Linked DNA regions of Homo sapiens: all the other regions are linked to region 2. A link is an interaction called in ENCODE POLR2A ChIA-PET data of the cell type or tissue named here. Cell type or tissue: OCI-LY7. All regions are shown on one strand. Each heading gives the region's core, and the rest is flanking DNA. Links, peaks and the distances in the headings are about the cores only. Region 1 overlaps ST6GAL1 (ST6 beta-galactoside alpha-2,6-sialyltransferase 1). Region 2 holds the start of LOC124906314 (a long non-coding RNA gene). Region 3 has its middle 57 kb from the start of RPL39L.

Evidence for each region. Peaks named below come from ENCODE experiments on the same cell type or tissue, not always from the same donor. Only the 100,000 strongest peaks of a DNase experiment are listed, where the experiment ranks them.
Region 1: POLR2A ChIA-PET joins it to region 2 with 5 read pairs; 11 of 35 experiments call an interaction of 5 or more read pairs at or near these places.
Region 3: POLR2A ChIA-PET joins it to region 2 with 5 read pairs; 6 of 35 experiments call an interaction of 5 or more read pairs at or near these places.

Annotation. Positions count from the first base shown.
Region 1 is chr3:187,044,034-187,050,647 of GRCh38, forward strand. The region is part of intron 4 of ST6GAL1 (ST6 beta-galactoside alpha-2,6-sialyltransferase 1); the gene reads left to right. Among named protein-coding and RNA genes, the nearest start is that of RPL39L, 92 kb to the right of the region's middle. RefSeq lists enhancers at 121-390, 501-610. In OCI-LY7, for the core only: no CTCF peak of the experiment used is centred there; no DNase peak of the experiment used is centred there; H3K4me3 peaks cover 262 bases; H3K27ac peaks cover 1,797 bases.
Region 2 is chr3:186,993,704-187,000,317 of GRCh38, forward strand. The region is part of intron 2 of ST6GAL1 (ST6 beta-galactoside alpha-2,6-sialyltransferase 1); the gene reads left to right. LOC124906314 (a long non-coding RNA gene) reads right to left here and starts at 1,249. Exons shown (of 3, transcript XR_007096208.1): 1 at 1-1,249. RefSeq lists silencers at 2,618-2,912, 3,544-3,623 and enhancers at 2,734-3,213, 3,974-4,083, 4,667-5,557, 5,558-6,448. In OCI-LY7, for the core only: no CTCF peak of the experiment used is centred there; DNase peaks (open chromatin) are centred at 2,818, 3,562, 3,968 and 5,628; H3K4me3 peaks cover 4,292 bases; H3K27ac peaks cover 5,000 bases.
Region 3 is chr3:187,078,971-187,085,584 of GRCh38, forward strand. No RefSeq gene overlaps it. Among named protein-coding and RNA genes, the nearest start is that of RPL39L, 57 kb to the right of the region's middle. RefSeq lists an enhancer at 359-468. In OCI-LY7, for the core only: no CTCF peak of the experiment used is centred there; no DNase peak of the experiment used is centred there.

The sequences.
Region 1 (6,614 bases), core at 1,011-6,010, 51 kb after region 2:
TGTGTCCGTGCATTTTTCCAGGAAGGGAGTTTGTAGACTGCAGTTTATTCTCTAAGGGATCTGTGACCCAAAAAAGTTTCAGAGTCACTGGTCACAACATATTAATTTGCTTTTCTTGAAACCCTTTGTAGTGAATCAAGATAGAAAGTCTGTCTATATTTGTAAACCTGTGTAACAGAGAGCCTTATTTCTCTTATGCTGAATGTGTTTTCCATTATTTGAAATGAATCAGCTAAAGAAAGCAAAGCACAGGAAGCTTTGCTCCTCTGTCAGCCTGGAGGTACTGGAGCAGGTGAGGTCATACGTCTCCTTTTTTATTTCCTTCATTTGACTGCCAGGAAAAATGGTCTGAAACCCAGCACAGGCTCTCAAAGAAAAGTAGGCCCAAACTGGATTCTCTAGAGCAGAAAGAAATGGTGAGATCACAGTTTCTACCTCCCCAAATAGGCAGCTGCCCCGCTGGCCGGCCCCACCTCAACTTCTGCTTTTGTATTTTTGGTTTTTCTTGGACTTTGTTTTCAAGAAACTAAATGTGATTGGTTTTTGTTCATCCATAATGGAGCTAAGTTTCTTTCTTCTCCATTTTTGCTGCTTATGTAGCAAATGTTTGGGATATCCTAGGTATTAGCTGATCCTTCTTCTTCATGTCAAGTTAATATTGCGTGCCTGGCTGAAATTGTACTGAAGTTTGAGACAGGGCCTGATAGCTCTGTTAATTAGAACTACAGCTTTAATTTTATGCACTCCTTAAAGATTTGGGGTGATTTAAGTAAACATTAATACAAATAATATTTTTCTATAGATTGCAGTTTCAACTTCAAAATAAGGATTTCCACAGAAGGACTTTGATCCTGAGATGTAATCAAAATTGCATGTTAGACTTCGAATGTTCTGCTGTTATGGGGTATATATCCTCTTGGCATTTTGTCTAACAAATATTTTAAGACATTCATATATTCTTTTATTTATTCATGGATTCATCAACAATACAAAGGGGAAAGGGAAGGGAAAGGCCCTTTGTTGAAGCCCGAGTTGCAGGCAGCGTGCCAGGCCCATACACTTCCTCCTGCATCTGGAATTTGTTGAGTCTCTTCCCAACTACTGGATGGATCAGATTATTTCAAATGGTTTTCTTTTACAAATAACATTGCTGACAAGGTTTTTGTGCAGATAACTTAGGTAACCACTATTGACATTCAACAGGGAAATATCCTCAGAAGTGAGGCTAGAAGACACGAGTAAGAGACATTTTATGACTTTTTTTTTTTTGTCCATAGCAAGATTTTCTATCAGAGAGAGTGTAATAACATACTCTGCCTCCAGCAGTCTCACAAACCAGCCAATGGTGGGCTCAGTCATTTTCAATTATTTTTGATAGTTTACTCATACATGTTAAGTATCCTAGATTTGCTGGAATTTTCATGTCAAACAGTAGCATAATTTTAAAACACTATCATCAATACAAGTGATGCTTATTATGCATCTGCTGAGTTCCTAACATGCCTTGCTCTTTTCATCCTCCCAGAAGTCCTGTGAGGTTGATAAGATTATTGGTCTCATTTTGCTGGAGAGCTAAATGCGGAGGCTCAAGTGGTCACACAACTGGCTAATAGCAGACTGAGGTTTGAAAGCAGAGTGCTTGCTTCAAAGACCCCACTCTTGGCACCTCTGCTGTTGTGCCTCATAATAATTGTAGCTTCATAATAAAATTCGGTGTGATTATTCTTTTATTATGTTAAAAATTTTCTTCTATTCTTGTCTATTAGCTGTCCTAGAGAGAAAGAGAAGGGTATTCTGAGTTAAGGCAAAGGCAAGAAGCAAAGGCTGCACGGGGAAAAGTGTGTTTGGGCATCACAAATAATCCTGTTTGGACGGCATGTGGGTCCTTGTGGGTGAAGATGGGTGAGGAACGAGGCCAGAAAGGTAGCTAGGCATTAGCTCTTAGAGAACGTTGATAGTCACAATAAGGACTTTAGGTTTCATTCTTTAAGCCATGGAGAGCCCTAGGAGGTTTTTGAACAAGGGAGACTTCTCACTTCTCTATGAGTCCCTGTTTTGTACTCTATAATGTCTCCATTATTAGGGACTATTGCCACAACCAGGTCAGAAGTGCCAGGCCTGCCCAGGCTGTGGTAGCAGTGATGAAGAGAAAGGACCTTACCTGAGAGGGCTCATGAAGTAAGAGGCAGAACTTACTATCTAGCTGGAAATGATCTTGAGTGAGAGGCAGGAGCCAGGATGTCTAGCCTGGGAGCAGGCTGTATCTTACCAAGGGGAGCATGCTTCCAGAGGAACGCAGATTCCACTTTGGATGTTCTGAGACTGAAGTGTGTGTGGATTTCCCTGGGTAGATATCTATGCTGTTGAGTACTTAATTCTAGAGAAGGATCAGATATCGAGATAGATTTACAAGTCATTTGTATCAAGGTGAGATAATGGTTATAATCCAGGGAAGAAGACCAATTAGAAAATCTAGAAAAAGATTTACATTTAAAGGACAAAGAAAAGAACAGGGAAAAGTCAGAAGGGTCAGAGACCGGCTAGAGGAGAACTAGGTGTGCACCATACAATGGAAGGCAAAGGGGGATGGAGTTTGAGGGATGTTGGCTGTTGGTATCAAAGTCTGCAGAGGTGGGACATATTCTTGGGCAGAATAAGGACTGAGAAGACACCTGTGAACTGAGTAGCTTGGAGAACATGATCAGTTATATCAGGGGTCAGCAAGCTTTTCTTAAAAGGCCGGATAGTAAATAGTTTTGGCTTTGAGGGCCATGATGTCTGTCACAACTACTCAACTCTGCTGTTGTACTGCAGAAGTAACAATAGATAGTAGTAAATGAACAGGCCTGGCTATGTTCCAACAAAACTTTATTTACAAAATGAGGGATGCACCAGATTTGTCCTTCAAGTCATAGTGTTTTGTTTTGTTTTTGACGGAGTCTTGCTCTGTTGCCCAGGCTGGAGTGCAGTGGCATGATCTCGGCTCACTGCAAGCTCCGCCTCCCAGGTTCATGCCATTCTCCTGCCTCAGCCTCCCGAGTAGCTGGGACTACAGGTGCCTGCCACCACGCCTGGCTAATTTTTTGTATTTTTAGTAGAGACAGGGTTTCACCGTGTTAGCCAGGATGGTCTCGATCTCCTGATCTCATGATCCGCCCACCTCGGCCTCCCAAAGTGCTGGGATTACAGGTGTGAGCCACCGCGCCCGGCCAAGTCATAGTTTTTTTTTTTTTTAACTCTGATCTATAGTATGTCTGTTTTCTTCAACCGGACTCAGAATGTAATTTTCCATAAATGGTTGTAGGATGTATTAGGCTAACTTGAAAATATAAAAGCGTTTGGTGATAAATTGTGATAAAATTTCTTTCATAATAATTTCTAGCTATTTAGAGTTAACTACACCTAGAGGCAGTGGATTTTGATGTATTTATGAATTTACTAACTTGAGCTGATTCTGTTGAATTTTCTAAGCGTGTGATTGTATAATCTGAATACAGTGATGCATTTATTTTTTCTTCTCCTAATTTGCCTCTTTTTCTGAGCTCTAATTCTAAGTTACAGAGAGGTGGTAGTTTCTTTTTTCTGCAGCCTTTCCCCCTCGCTAGGCTTGTTTGCTGGGATCTCAGTAGTTGTGGATTTCTCTTGGTGATTTCTTAGAGGCCTATTTGAGTTTGAAAGTTCAACTTTCAATTAGCAGGGAGGTTTGACAAACAGGATTTTTTTCTCTTTAAGTACCCAAGTCAGTTTAAAGTTTTCTTTTTAAAAATTTGATATATAATAATTGTACATATTTATGGGGTACATGTGATATTTTGGTACATGCATACAATGCGCAATGATCAGATTGGGTAATTAGAATATCCATCTCCTCAAAAAAGTTTTCTCCTTTGATTGGCTTTTTTCTTTTCCTTTCTTTTTTTTTTTTTTGAGACAGAGTCTTGCTCTGTTGCCCAGGCTGGAGTGCAGTGGCGTGATCTTGGCTCACTGCAAGCTCCACCTCCTGGGTTCACACCATTCTCCTACCTCAGCCTCCCGAGTAGCTGGGATTACAGGCGCCTGCCACCATACTCGGCTAATTTTTTTGTATTTTTAGTAGAGACGAGGTTTCACTGTGTTAGCCAGGATGGTCTCGATCTCCTGACCTCGTGATCTGCCCACCTTGGCCTCCCAAAGTGCTGGGATTACAGGTGTGAGCCACCGTGCCCAGCCTGATTGGCTTTTTTCTTAGAATCACGTCCAAACTTCATACCTGGGCCCCCATGTCCGTGTATGATCTGGTTCCTGCCAACCTCTGTAACTGTATCTTTGATTTTTCTTCCCCTCACTCCTTGTCTACAGTCAAGTCCCTGCCCTCATTGTGGTCCTGACACTTGCTGCATCCTCTGACTGGTGGACTTCTCTGAACCCTTCCCAAGGCTGGCCATCCTTTGGGTCTCAGCTCCAAGGCATTCCCTGAATCATCACTCTATGAAGGAAATTCCCTCAGTGTCTCTGGCACACAGCTCAGCTTGTTAGTGTCACAGTGTTTGTCACAATCCGAAATTATCTTATATGTAGGTTGTTGTCCGTCTTTACTGTCTATGTCCGTGCAGTAGAATGTAATATCTCTGAGGGCATGGACCTTGTCTTTGTTGCTCACAGGCGTCGTCTCCCGTGTCTAAAACTGTGCCTGGCATAGAGTAGGTGCTCAATCAGTATTTGTTGACTGAACAAAACAATTCTCCTTTCTTATGGTCAACATCAAGCATCTGTTCTAACCTAAGCCTTCTGTGCTGGATGTTCTCCAGTGGCACCTCCAAATCCCACTCTCACCCTTTTCCATCTGGCTCTGTCCCTGAGAAATTGAATTTTTTTTTTTTTTTTTTTTTTTTTTTTGAGAATGAGTCTTGTTCTGTTGCCCAGGCTGGAGTGCAGTGGCACAATCTCGGCTCACGCTAACCCCCGCCTCCTGGGTTCAAGCGATTCTCCTGCCTCAGCCTCCAGAGTAGCTAGGATTACAGGTGCGTGCCACCACGCCCAGCTAATTTTTGTATATTTAGTAGAGATGGGGTTTCACCATGTTGGTCAGGCTGATGTCGAACTCCTGACTTCAGGTGATCCACCCGCCTCGGCCTCCCAAAGTACTGGGATTACAGGCGTGAGCTACTGCGCCCAGCTGAGAAATTAAAATTTTGAACTGCGTTAATTGGCATTTCTCACTCTCTGGATTTTCTCTGGGACTGGCCAGGAGAAGCAGTGGCATTAAAGCTGAGAAGAAGACTAAGGTCAGGGCACCTATTCCGCCATGTTTCGCCTTGCAGAGTAAACTCAAGCTGTATCTTTCTCTTGACTGAAGGTCTCAGATCCTGCCAGGAGGCCGTCCCAGTCTTGGTCCTGCTCTGTCCCTTTTCCCTTCAGTTCTATGAGATCCAAGGGAAGGGGCAGAACCAGGTTGGGATATTGACTCCCTCAGGCTCCTTCTTGCCCGGAGGTTGGCAATAGCTGTGTTCCTCTCCTAAAGGCAACAGCTCCCGACAGGTGTCCCTCCTCAGCTCAGGGTCTCCGCTCATCAGGCCACAGTAGACCTGGGGTGGTAATGACACCCTGCAGTCATCAACCCTGGGGCTTTAGCCTATTCCGTGTTGATTTCTTTAAACTCTACCCCAACTTGGTAAGTAGTCCTTTTATGAATCTCTCAATTACTCCATTGGAGCTTCTCATCTCTTTTCTACTGGGATTCTCACCAATAATTTATTCATCTGTGAAATGGAAAAGTTGACTAACTGAAGTTTCTGATGGATCTGTGTTTCTCATGCAATTACTACTAATCCCTTTCGAACCAGTGACTGATTCTGACAAAATGTGTTGTAATTCTGAGTTGTGTAAAGATATACCTCCTGCCCTATGTGCACTTCAGTGTACCTGCCCTGTAAGATGATAACAGTTTGGACTGTGCCCTTCTCAGATAATTTTCAAACCATTTTGATGAAATTTTGCCCTAGGATTGAGGATAGGGTTGTGTTGTTTTCATGAATGATGTTTCTGTGTTCCTGAGGTTTAGTACATACATTGGAACTGAAATAAAGAGAGAGGCTTTCATCCTTAATTCTGTGGATATCCTCTTTCTAAATCATCTTGTGTTCAGTCAAATGCCCTCACTTCCCCAAATCCTGTGTGGATAAAGAATGATCCAAAACAAACCTGAATAGGACAATAGAGGATTCAGCTGACCCCCAGATCCCGTGTAGATTTCAGTGGTGAGCCCCAAACTTGCTTGACCGAGTAAGATTGAAAGAAGTTCTCATAGGATCACAGGATTTGGATGGCTCCTTAAAGTCTTCAGTTCCCTCCTTCATCAGATAGGTCAACGTGGGGTAGAGAAACTTTTCCAAGTCTTCCAAACACTGCTTAAACAGTTGCAAAGACAAGGAGCTAGCCCAGGAAGCTTTTAGGTTTTTCAAGATGGCCTGTTTGATTTTGACTGGATTTAGTACATTGTTTCTGACAATGGCTTACAAAGAAAGAGAGAGAGAGAGAGAGAGAGAGAGGGAGGGAGGGAAGGAAGGAGGGAGGGAAGGAAGGAAGGAAAAGAAGGAAGGAAGGAAGGAAAAGAGAGAGAGGAAGGAAGTTAGTTT
Region 2 (6,614 bases), core at 785-5,784:
CTGGGAAACTAGATTTGAATTTTGGTTTTGTCACTTTCTAGCTGTGTGGTCTTTCGAAAATCATTTGATTCCTCTGAGCTTCAGCCTCTTCACCTGTAAAATAATCAACCCACAGCATTACTCAGAAGATTTACAATAAAAGAGAAAACCTAGCACATTACGTTATGTAAGCGATACTTATAACAATGATGATAATGATAATAATCATCATCATAATAACAATTGAATGGTGGGCTCTCTGCTGCTGCATGTAGGTAGACATGGCTCTACTTCGTCATCAGAGAGGGTCTCTGTGGCCTGAAGCACTCGGCAGGCTCCTTGCCTTCCACATATTTCTATGTGTTGGGATGAGATTGTCTTCAATCCTTAAATATCAACTAGTAGAAGCCTAGTACAGCTTCACCTTGGAGGAGAAAAATATGTCGATTCAGCTCTACTCAGCAACTTTTTTAAAGTGGAGAGATTGAGAGAGAAAGAGAGAGTAATTGAAATAATGCCCACAGTTCTGACAGCCTCTTGATCAGCTGAAAGCCCACAAGTGCAGGTGGGGAGACATGAATTCGAGTTCTCTCAGTCTCTGTAGGGTGAGCAGCTTGTTGGTCCAGGTGTGATCCCAGTATTTAAATGTTTGTCTTTTTAGTGTAACATGGTAGTAAACTGAAGACAATTACTTCTTCTGGTGCACATCCTGATCCCTTTCAGGGCTGGAGTCTAACACAGCTGTGTTAGATTCACTGAGTGAATTTTATATGAGTGTTCAGGGCTGTATAAACAGACCATATATTCTGTATTTCATAGGTGATTCAAAGTGGGGGGACTTTTTGTTTGTTTAACTTTCATTTACTGCACATGAATAGTCATACAAAATAAGATGTTATTTTAACTGACTTCAAATTCAGCTGTTTATTTTTTCATTTTTGCTGTAGATATTTCAGTATGTATATTTAAAAGATAGAGACCCTTTAAAAATAGGCCGGGGCGCAGTGACTCACACCTGTAATCTCAGCACTTTGGGTGGCCAAGGCGGCCAAGGAGTTTGAGACCAGCCTGGCCAACATGATGAAACTCCGTTTCTACTAAAAACACAAAATTTAGCCAGGCATGGTGGGCGCCTGTAATCTCAGCTACTTAGGAAGCTGAGGCAGGGGAATCGCTTGAACCCAGGAGGCGGAGGTTGTAGTGAGCCAAGATCACGCCACTGCACACTCCAGCCTGAGCAGCAGAGTGAGACTCCCTCTCAAAAACAAAAAAAAAAGAGACCCTTTAAAAATAAAAACTACAAGATACTATTATCACATTCAAATAAGTAAGTAAGTAAGTATTCCTTAATACCAGATATGGAGTCAATATTCAATTTTCCTCAATTATTATATATATATGTGTGTATGTGTATATATTAGTGTTTGAGTGTATGTATATAGATATGGGTGTGTATAGTTTTAAAATAGTTTGTGTATTCAAATTAGGATCCAGATAAAATCCAAGTGCAATAGATTGATAAGACCTTTAAGATTGTTAAAATGGGCCAGGCATGGTGGCTCACGCCTGTAATCCCAGCACTTTGGGAGGCCTAGGAAGGCGGATCATGAGGTCAGGAGATTGAGACCATCCTGGCCAACATGGTGAAGCCCCGACTCTACTAAAAATCAAAAATTAGCTGGGTGTGGTGGCATGTACCTGTGGTCCCAGCTACTTGGGAGGCTGAGGCAGGAGAATTGCTTGGACCCGGGAGGTGGAGCTTGCAGTGAGCCAAGATTGCGCCACTGCACTCCAGCCTGGGTGACAGAGTGAGACACCATCTCAAAAAAAAAATAATAATAAAATAAAAAAAAAATAAAGAAATTGTTAAAATGCAGGCTGTGCATGGTGGCGGCTCACTCCTGTAATCCTAGCACTTTGGGAGGCTGAGGTGGGTGGATCACCTGAGGTCAGGAGTTCGAGACCAACCTGGCCAACATGGCGAGACCCCATCTCTACTAAACATACAAAAATTAGCCGGGTATGGTGGCTTATGCCTGTAATCCCAGCTACTGGGGAGGCTGAGGCAGGAGAATAGCTTGAGCCCGGGAGGCAGAGGCTGCAGTGAGCCGAGATTGTGCCACTGTGCTCCAGCTTGGGTGACAGATTGAGACTCTGTCTTGAGAAAAAAAAAAGATTGTTTAATAAATGCTTTTAATCAATAACTTCCCACGGGCGGGGACACTGATTTGAAATATAATCTTTGGGTGAGGTGTGTGGCTGCCCTGTCTCTGTATAGGTAGACACAGGCCCACAGGTGCAGTGGCCATATTATCGGTGCGTGTTTACTCCCATCGCATGTACCATTCCTCTCACAAACACCTGCTTCCTGATCATTTGTCTTTTTAAATAAAAATATGATATTTGAGATTCTTTTATTCTCTTTAAATATTTGAATACAGAGTCTATTTGAAGGACCAGTATATTGAATAGCAGTAATATTTGAAGGACTAGTCAGCTGTAGAAGCCTTGACTTCAGATCTTCACCCAAGAAACTCTGTGTATTTGCTTTTCCTGGGCCACTCAGATAGACAATTGTGTTTTTGATACAGTAAGAGTTTGCAGCTTAGCTTAACTAGAAATAATCCGGATCTTATTTTGGAATTAGGAAGAAACATGTTATGATGTAGAAAAGCCTGCTCTGTTACCTACATGATGGCATAGCTTTGTGCTTTTCATGCTTTGTGGCCTTGGAAGGGGGTAGATAGAGTGTAGGTGGTTAGGAGTTGTTTCCTGGCTAAAAATAGGAACAGCATACTGTGAGACAGGAGCTTCTTCTCTCACAAGCCTCTGTGCAAATAGCGGAGGGTTACGCATTTGCTGCAGGTGGTACTTAAGCTCCAAGAACTTACGGCACACCTGCTTGAGTGGATCATGGGTGAGCTGGAGAACCTGAAGTAGCAAAGGCAAGAAGGCAACGACGTTCCATCTGTGGAAGGACCTACCAACCAGGTATCTCTGGTGACAGGGCTCATCTCATAGGTGGCCCACTGTACATCATACCCTGATGTTTTCTTTGCATGACGTGCTATAGAATTCCAGGCTCATGCACACCTTTCTGCTCTCCTGTTTTGCAAATGTCTGCACTCTAGAGTCCTTCCTGTTGGCCACTACATACGTGTCCCCCGCTTCTTGCCCCTCTCTGCTTGGGTCCCTGCTACACTGGTATCCTGCACTTTCCACCTTGTATTGCCAGTTTGTTTCCAAGGCCATCTCCACTTTGAGCTTGTTCATGACCACCTCACACAGCACACTTGGTCTGTGTGGTGGTTTGAGGGGTTCTGTCTGTACACTGTGCTTTGGCTGTGTTGGAGGCGGGCAGGTGGGAAGGAAGAAATGTATTCTTGGGGAGATTTGTTTTTAGAGACATGAGACATGGAAAATAGTTAAGTAATAATATAATATGGGAGGCATGGACTATCAGAGGAGGCAGGCAGGACTGCCCAACCTCCTCACTGGGCACGTTACGCTACTTCCTCCTGACCTCTATAGTCCTTTGCATTTATCAAGCACTGTCATACGTGTTATCTCATGCAATGACCAGGGTGTCACCCCCTGTTTTGTAAGTGACAAAACTGTCACTCAGAGGGATGAAATGACATGCTAAAGGTCATCTAGTTAGTAATGGTGGAATCAGGGCTGGAGCCCAGTCTTCTAAGCCTAGTTCCTATTCTGCTCTTCATCATCTGTCTCAGGATGGTAAACTGAGGCCTGGAAAGGAGAAGGAACTCACCCAGCCTAAAGATTAAGGGTTTTATGCTGGCCACGGTGGCTCATGCCTCCCAACATTTTGAGAGGCTGAGGTGGGAGGATTGCTTGAGTCCAGGAGTTTGAGCCCAGCCTGGGCAACATAGTAAGACCCTGTCTTTACAAAAAATAAAAAAAAATAGCCAGGTGTGGTAGCACACACCAGTAGTCACGGCTACTCAGGAGGCTGAGGCGAGAGGATCACTTGAGCCTGCGAGATCGAGGCTGCAGTGAGCCGCAACGGAATCATTGCGCTCCAGCCTAGGACAGAGTGAGACTCTGTCTCAAAAAGAAAAAAAAAAAAAGATTTTAGACAGTGCTGACCATATTGAGACAATGCTGACTGGTGAGTGGGGACGGAGAAATAAAGAACTAACATTGTGCAGAACTGTGTTCTCAGCCAGTGCTATCTAATGGAAATAGAAAGCAAGCCACAAGTGTGGGCTGCATACGTAGTTTTCAGATTTGTAATAGACACATTAAAAAAGCAAAAAGAGGCCGGGCATGGTGGCTCGTGCCTATAATTCCAGCACTTTGGGAAGCTGAGGCAGGAGGATCACTTGAGCCCAGGAGTTAGAGACCAGCCTGGGCAACACCCTGTCTCTATTGTTATTTTTATAAAATTTAATTGTTTAAAAAATACGGGAAGTAAAAAGAAACAGATGAAATTAATTTAAACAACATAGAACTACACAGGGGTTAAGGGCACTAGCTCCCTGTGCAGTTGAAAGTCCATGTATATTTTCTGAAAGTAGACTCTGAAAAATAAGAAAAAGAAAGAAAATCCACGTATAACTTTTGACGGTCCCTAAACTTAATACGAATATCCTGTTAACCAGAAGCCTTACTGATAACATAAAAAACTGATGAACACATATTTTATATGTTATGTGTTTTATATACTGTATTCTTGTAATAAAGTAAGCTAGGGAAAAGAATGTTAGGAAAATCATAAGAAAGAGAAAATGTATTTATTATTTAGTAAGTGGAAGTGGATCCTCATAAAGGTCTTCATCCTCATCATCTTCACATTGAGCAGGCTGAGGAGGAGGAAGAGGAGGGATTGGGTTTGTTTCAGGAATGGCAGAGGTAGAAGGAGGGCGAGGGGGAGGCAGGAGAGACAGGCACACTTAGTGTAACTTTTATTGAAAAAATCTGCATATAAATGGAACTGTGCTGTTTAAGGATCAACTGTATTTTATTTAACTCAATATATTCAAAATACTCTTACTTTCTCATGTAATCAATATAAAATTACGAATCATACTTTCTACATTCCTTTTTCCATAAGAAATCTTCAGTGTGTATTTTTACACTTACAGCACGTCTCATCTGGCCTAGCCACATCTGGCTAGTGGCTGTTGCATTGTGGAGCCCAGTTCTAAGCATTTTACGTATATTATTTCATATAGTTCAATAATCACGTGAAAAGTTTATTACAGAACTATCTAATGGTTGAGGAAATGAAGCCCAGAGAGGTTAGGTAACTTGCCTGGGGGGCACGAAGCTGGAAAGCAACAGAACTGGATCCTGGCCTCTCCCTCCTCTTCCCACTGTGGCCAACTGCCAGCCGACCAGGAAGGGGGCCCGGGGGCAATGCAGGGGTATCTTATTTCCAAACCATTGTTAAACTTGCTCTTGTGGAGGCAGCTGGCCCTGGGGAAGTAAAGGGAATCCTCCTTTTTAAATGCATATGCGAAAGTTAAGGGAATCCTTTCACTAGGCGGTAAGCCTCTGTCTAGGGCCGTGGGACCATTAACACCACTCGCCTCGTAGAAGGTGTGTGTCATTCAAGGTGATAATGCATAGGAACAGCTCAGCTATGTCAGGGCCAGGCCATTATGGGTGCTGAATAAATGTGTTTCTGTCCCCTATGCTAAGGCAAGACATCCGGGGAAGAAGTAGGCCCGGATTTGTCGCCTTGAAGGAAGACTACTATAATCTCTTTTTTTTTTTTTTTTGAGACGGAGTCTCACTCCGTAGCCCAGACTGGAGTGCAGTGGCACGATCTCGGCTCACTGCAAGCTCCGCCTCCCTGGTTCAGGCCATTCTCCTGCCTCAGCCTCCCGAGTAGCTGGGACTACAGGAGTGCACCACTGCGCCTGGCTAATTTTGTATTTTTAGTAGAGATGGGGTTTCACCGTGTTAGCCAGGATGGTCTCGATCTCCTGACCTCATGATCCTCCCGTCTTGGCCTCCTAAAGCACTGGGATTACAGTCATGAGCCACCGTGTCCAGCCAAGACTACTATATTCTAATGGAGGGTAAGTGGAGTAGGAGGGCCATGTGCGTGCTCTGGGGGCAACAAACTTGGTGCTAAACTTGTTTTTCTTGTTTTACTCACAAACATTATGACAGCAGTAAAGATACACTTTTATTTATTTATATTTTTTTTAGAGACAGAGTCCTCCTCTGTTGCCCAGGCTGGAGTGGCTATTGTAGTTCACTGCAGCCTTGAACTTGTGGGCTTGGGATCCTCCTGTCTCAGCCTCCTGAGTAGCTGGGACTATAGGCGTGCACTATCACACTGAGCTATTTTAAGAACATTTTTGTAGAGTATGTTGGCCAGACGGATCTTGAACCTCTGGCCTCCAGCATTCTTCCTGCCTTGGCCTCTCAAAGTGATGGGATTCATAAGCATGAGTCATGGTGCCCAGCCAAGATACATTTTTAAAATGTATCCTGCCTCCTGACACATTACTGTTCACTTGTAACAATGGTCACTTGTAATCATAGTCTGTTTGCAAAGCAAGCTTTTAATAGAATTACAATTTTAGTGTTGACCAAAAGTTTATTTTGGGCCGGATGTGGTGGCTCACGTCTGTAATCTCAGCACTTTGGGAGGCTGA
Region 3 (6,614 bases), core at 986-5,985, 85 kb after region 2:
AATTCCTTTCTCCTGTGAACTGCCCACCCCCTTGTTACAGGTTGAATTGTGTCCCCCCAAGATTTGGATGTCTGAAGTCCTAACCCCCAGTACCTCAGATTATGACCTTATTTGGAAATAGGGTCATTGCAGATGTAATTAGTGACGATGATGAGGTCATATTGGAATAGGTTGGGCCCCTACTCCAATATGACTTGTGTCCTTTTGAAATGTGGAAATTTGGAGACAGGCATGCACACAGGGAGAATACCATGAAGGCTGAGCCCACAGAGATACCAAGCACCTGCAACCTCCACTCCCACCCGACTAGTAGGGTTCTCACTGACAAAGCCCGACTTTCAGTGTCTTAGATACTGTTCTTAGAAAGTGCTTCATGGCCTGGCAGTGTGCTGAACCCATACCAGTGCCTGGCCTCTAGAGCCATGAGCAAGATGGGGAGAAAGGACACACAGGACTCAGAGACTGCCACCTCCTTTCTAGTCCCAGGTCCTTGTCCTCTGGATGTCCTTGGTTTCCACTTCCTTCATGACCCCCGGCGCAGCCCTCTGGGATGTGTTGTAATGTGACAGAAAGTGGCTCTAACACCGCTTTCCACTCTCACTTAGGCCAGGAACACTCGCTCAGGAATCTCATGCTATGGGATGGGATAATGGCATCAGCTCAGGAGAGAGGAAAAGGCCTTCTCAGTACCCCTGAAATCCCACCACCCAAAGCATTGATGTCCCCATCCAGGTGTTCTCAGGATTAATCAGAAAACAAGTTTATAATGGGAAGAGGAATTCTCTTTGACCCAGTGAATACACATTAAACAGCCATCATGTGCCTGGCACTGGGAACAGGATGAAAACCCACAGCACCTGCCTCCCAAGGAAATGGAGGGCCACAGGAATGGGCCTGCCCTGCCTGTGGATAGGTATTATCATACTAATGTGAGATTAGTGGTGTTATTTTCTGGAAAGCTAAACCTGGATAACACTGCTATTGTTAGGCACACATCCATAACTACTTAGAAGAAAAATAGTATGCAAATGCCAAATATGAAGACGTGATAATACAAGGTAAAGTAAAATAATGGTGTTATAGAGGAGATAGTCATTTTAACGGGGAGATTTGGGGAGTCTTGAGGATGGGCAAGATTCTTTTTTCTTTAAGTAAAATGCAACTTCTGATTATGAAAGTAATACATATTCAGTGTCAAAAGAACAGAAAATTTTAAAAAGAGAAAAAGAATCATCTTCCACATCCATGATCCAAAGGTAACCTCTACCAGCAGTTTCCAATCCTACTTTAAAAACAATATTTTTATACAAATAAAAACCCATCTTTTTATTTAAAAAATACATTATAAAAATGCCTGTGGATCATTAAGGACTTTTTGAAAACAGGCTTTGTAATGGTTGAATGATATTCTATCATAAGGATGGGTTACAGTTTACACACAACTTGTTCCTAGAGTTGAGCATGCAGTTTATTTACATTTGTTTTCTCCAAAATACCAAATATATAAGCACATGTTCTCATCTCTGATTGTATCCTGAGGTGAAAAGTGGGTTCATGGGGTGGGCTGGGTACTATTTTCCCCTCAGGAATTGTGGCTGGGAGACTCCGAATCATATTGGGGGAACTTCTGGAACAGTCTTACAGAATTAGAAACAGACAGACCAGGGGTGAAACCGAAGGCAGCATTATAGGATTGCTGGGAACTCTGTTACTTTCTCTGGTTAATTATTTTGCTATTTTTTGGTGTTGTTTCTCCATACAAATTAGTCATAAGGACCTCCAATATGAAGATCTGTATTCGTTATATATGGCTAACAAATGACTTCAAAATTTAGTAGCTTAAAACAAAAGTATATTAGTTTGCTAAAGCTGCCATTACAAAATGCCACCGACCGTGTGGCTTAAGCAACAGAAATTTGTTTTCTCGCAGATCTGGAGGCTGGAAGTCCAAAGTCAAATCGTCATCAGGATTGGTTTCTCCCGAGGCCTCTCTTGTTGGTTTGCAGATGGCCACCCGCTTCCTGTGTCCTCATACGGCTTCTCCTCTGTACACATGATCCCTGGTTGTCTCTGTGTCCAAACCTCCTCTTAGAAGGAGACCAGTCAAATTGCGTTAGGACCCACCCTAACGACCTCATTTTAAATTAATCACCTCTTTAAAGGCCATCCCTCCAAATACAGTCACATGCTGAGGATTGCGGATTAGGACTTCAGCATATGAATTCTGACGGGACACAATTGAGCTCATAACAAGCAATAAACATTATTTTCTCACACAGTTACTATGAGTCAGAAATTTACGAGTCATTTAGCTAGCTACTTCTGGCTTGGGGTCTCAAAGATTGCAGCCAAGATGGCAGCTAGGGCTTCATTATCATCAGAACTTAGTATAGTATATATCCTATATTTCATTCTTTTCTTTTTTCTTTTTTTTCTTTTTTTTTTTTTTTTTTGAGACAGTCTCGCTCTGTCACCAGGCTGGAGTGCGTCCTTGTCGCGATCTGTGTTCACTGCAACCTCCGACTCCCTGGTTCAAGCGATTCTCCTGCCTCGCCTCCTGAGTAGCTGGGATTACAGGCACGCACCACCATGCCCAGCTAAGTTTTGTATTTTTAGTAGAGACGGAGTTTCACCATGTTGGCCAGGATGGTCTTGATCTCCTGACATTGTGATCCGCCTGCCTTGGCCTTCCAAAGTGCTGGGATTGCATGCATGAGACACCGCACCCAGCCTATACCCTATATTTCATTCTGCCTTTCAAACTACCAAGTTTTCTGTTGCCTTATGTTTTACAATATACTTTAACCTATATTTCCTCTCTTATCAGAGTCAGGAATGAAACAGTATCTTGTATTTTTATAAGATAAGAAGTTTGACACACTTTTATTTTTTAATCACCCATCCTTAGTTTTTATTAACATTAGAATTTTGGATTCAGAATATCATTGTTCTTTGGAAAATAATTTTTGGTAATATCATTCGGCTTTATAATCAAAATTACAATGTATTTTTAAGGCACATTTCTATTTTAAATTGGTTAATTACTCAGCATTTACCCTTTTATACATGACAGCTCCATTCTTTTTGAGACAGGGTCTTGCTCTGTGGCCCAAGCTGGAGTGCAGTGGTGTTATCTTTGCTCACTGCAACCTCCACCTCCCAGATTTAAGTGATTCTTCTATCTCAGCCTCCCAAGTAGCTGGGATTACCAAGCTCCGTTCTTTTTCTTTCTTTCTTTTTGAGACAGAGTCTCACTCTGTCACCCAGGCTGGAGTGCAGTGGCGTGATATCAGCTCACTGCAGCTCCCGCCTCCCGGGGTCAAGCGATTCTCCTGCCTCAGCCTCCTGAGTAGCTGGGACTACAGGTGCACGCCACCATACCCGGCTAATTTTTTGTATTTTTAGTAGAGATGGGGTTTCATCATGTAGGCCAGGCTGGTCTCGAACTCCTGACCTCACGATCAACCTGCCTTGGCCTCCCAAAGTGCTGGGATTATAGGCATGAGCCACCACGCCTGACTGACAGCTCCATTCTTAATGCCCTTTATTTGCTTCATTTATCGCTCTGTTGTAGTACATCTTCAAATAATTTTTTCAAGGATACATGAATCCTTGCATATCTGAGAATGTCTCTTTTTAATACATGAATGTTGAATTGCCTGGGTGTAAAATTCTAGAGGTAACATTTTTTTCTTTTAAAACACTGTACAGTGGAATCATTCTGATTCAGTTGCAAGGTTAAAAAATTAGCATAGAAGGCAAAAATCATGCATAGAAGTTAAAATCACTCTGAATTTAATTCCTTAAAATGTCCATCATACCAGGGCTGGGCCCTTGGAAACTCAAAAGCCTAGGATGATCTTCTATTTTTGCCTTTGACTGAAGTTCCCCTTTCTCTGAAGCAGAGAAGGCCAAACATCTGCTAGCAAAGCAAAAGTTTGAAATTGGATTCTTGTTAGGCAAAACATAAATTATTCTATGTAGTTATGTAGATTGGTCCCAAAGGCCCAGGCCTTGGAAGAAGTCTGTCTGCTTGAAAGGACCACCAAGCAAAGTCAACTAAGATTGAGCACCATGTGTTCTGAGAAGCTTTCCCTGATTCTGCAGCCCCTCCCCGCTAATAAAGCTTTGGTAGGTGCCCCTGTGCTTCCCTTTTCCATTCTGTGGTTGTCTCCGCATACGTTGCATTACAGTAAAGTAATGTGTTGAGCCTCCTTGGGACAGGGCTTTGGTCTGATTTGTCTTTAGTGTCTTTGGAAGATGAAGATGGGCCGGGTGCGGTGACTCATGCCTGTAATGCCAAGGAGGGAGGATGGCTTGAGGCCGGGAGTTCAAGACTAGCCTGGGCAACATTGGGAAACCCTGTCTCTACAAAAAATAAAAAAAGGGTTGGGTGTGGTGATGCCCTCCTGTGGTCCCGATACTTAGGAGGCTGAGGTGGGAGGATTACTTGAGCCTGAGATGTCGAGGCTGCAGTGAGCTATGATGGCACCACTCACTGCAGCCTGGGTGATATAGCAAGACTCTGTCTAAAAAAAAAAAAAAAAAAAGATGTTGATGATTGATTGGTTGAAAGTTTGTTAAACTAACAGGAAGATACAGTATTCTAGAAACACAATACTAACCAATTTCCTTGGGTTCTGTTATTGTCAGATAAACTTCTTAATTGTGCCAACGTTGTGACTTCAAAAACTGTACATTTCACATTGAAAAGAAAAAATCAACAGAGAACATTTCATCCCTAGGTGTTTCATGTCCTGTGCTAAGCGGGCCGGTGAGAAGCCCAAGGTAATATGCATCAATAAACCCACTTTGTTTCTAAAGCAAATGCTCTTGCTTTCTCAGAACACATCACCTCAGCCTTCCAGAGGAATAAAATAATGGTAAGTTTAATAAAATAATTAAATAACCAAATCCTTACTGATGGGGTCTTAGTGGTCAGAGAGTATTCCACATTTCTGTTATAATATCATAGCTTCACAGACCCTTTGTAGATTCTTGTGTCACAGACAATAGTCATTTACTCTAGGAAGCTTATCCTGTGAAATTCTATTTTCTCTTATTTATTTCCTTTTTTTTTTGTATTTTTTTGTTTTTTTGTTTTTTTTTTGAGACAGGGTTTCACTCTGTCACCCAGGCTGCAATGCAGTGGTGCAAACTCGGTTCACTGCAACCTCCACCTCCTGGGCTCAAGCCATCCTCCCACCTCAGCCTCTCAAGTAGCTGATATTACAGATATGCACCACCATGCCCGGCTACTTTTTTGTATTTTTGATAGAGAAAATACATTTTTGCTATGTTTCCCAGGCTGGTCTTGAATTCCTGAGCTCAGATGATCCACCCGCTTCAGCTTCCTAAAGTGCTGGGATTACAGGCTTGAGGCACCACACCCAGCATATTTCTTTAAACGTATAAAAGGGACTTTCAGTGAGAAAGAAAAATACATCCGGAGGATGTGCCATATTTTCCTTTTATTTTAATTACAAAATTACTTCATGTTTATTGTGGGAAAACATAGTAGTATAGATAAAAGGAAAATAAAAACACACTTTGTTACATTTCTTTCTAGACCAAAATTTGCTATGTCTCTCTTAAGAGTGAATTAAAAGAGCTTCCTGTCATTTATTTATCTTTTACAACTTCCTCTGCATAGTGGAGGTGGCACAACAAAGCCCGAAACATTCCTAGAATTTCATTTCCAGGCAGCTTAAACTAGGAAATTAGTGTCGGGGGTGTGCCAATTCTTTTCTGCACTAAAAAAAAATTTTAACAGTGTGTATGATTGGCACAAAATAAACTGCACAATTTGATAAATTTTGGCTTATGTATACAACTGTGAAACCATCACCACAATCAAAATGTAAACATATCACCCATTAAGGTTGTTTCTTCATTCCCCTGTAACCCCTTCCTTCCATCCCTCCCTGCTCCTCCCTATTCCCAGGAACTTTCTGTTTTCTGCACTACAGATTAGTTTGCATTTTTCAGAATTGTATATAAATGCAACCATACAGTATGGACCCTGTATCTATGTCAGTCAGGGTTCAACAAAAGAGAGTAGGGTGGGGGTAAAATATATGTATCAATCTGCTACAGGAAATTGGCTTTATGCAACTGTGGCAGCTGGTCAAGGAGTCTCTTTAAGGCTGTTTCCATGTCTGATGCTAGAGCTGGAAGTCTACTGGGCAAAAAGTCAAGACGATCACAAGTGGGCTGGCATGGGGAAGCATGAGCTGGAGCCTCACAAGGACAGGCTGAAACTCTTGTCCATTCTTGTTGCCTCTGATGTTGGTGATGAGGGTATCCTGCAGAAGCCAGGGCGCTTTGTCACAGAACTAAACACATACATGGTCCCAAAGTCAGAAAAACTGGTGAATCCAAGGGTAGGTAGTAGAGCAACTGTAGGCCCAGATGCTGCTTCAAAGTAGCTGCTGCCTTTTTCCCACCGTCTAAAGTCCCTTGTTGCTAACTCTGATAGGAAACATACAGGAAGTAGAATTCTTGGACAGTTTAGACTGGCCAAGTACAACATTACAAATCCATCACTTAAATCACAGACTTTTTTTTTTTTTTTTTTTCAGACAGGATCCGGCTCTGTTGCTCAGGATGGAGTG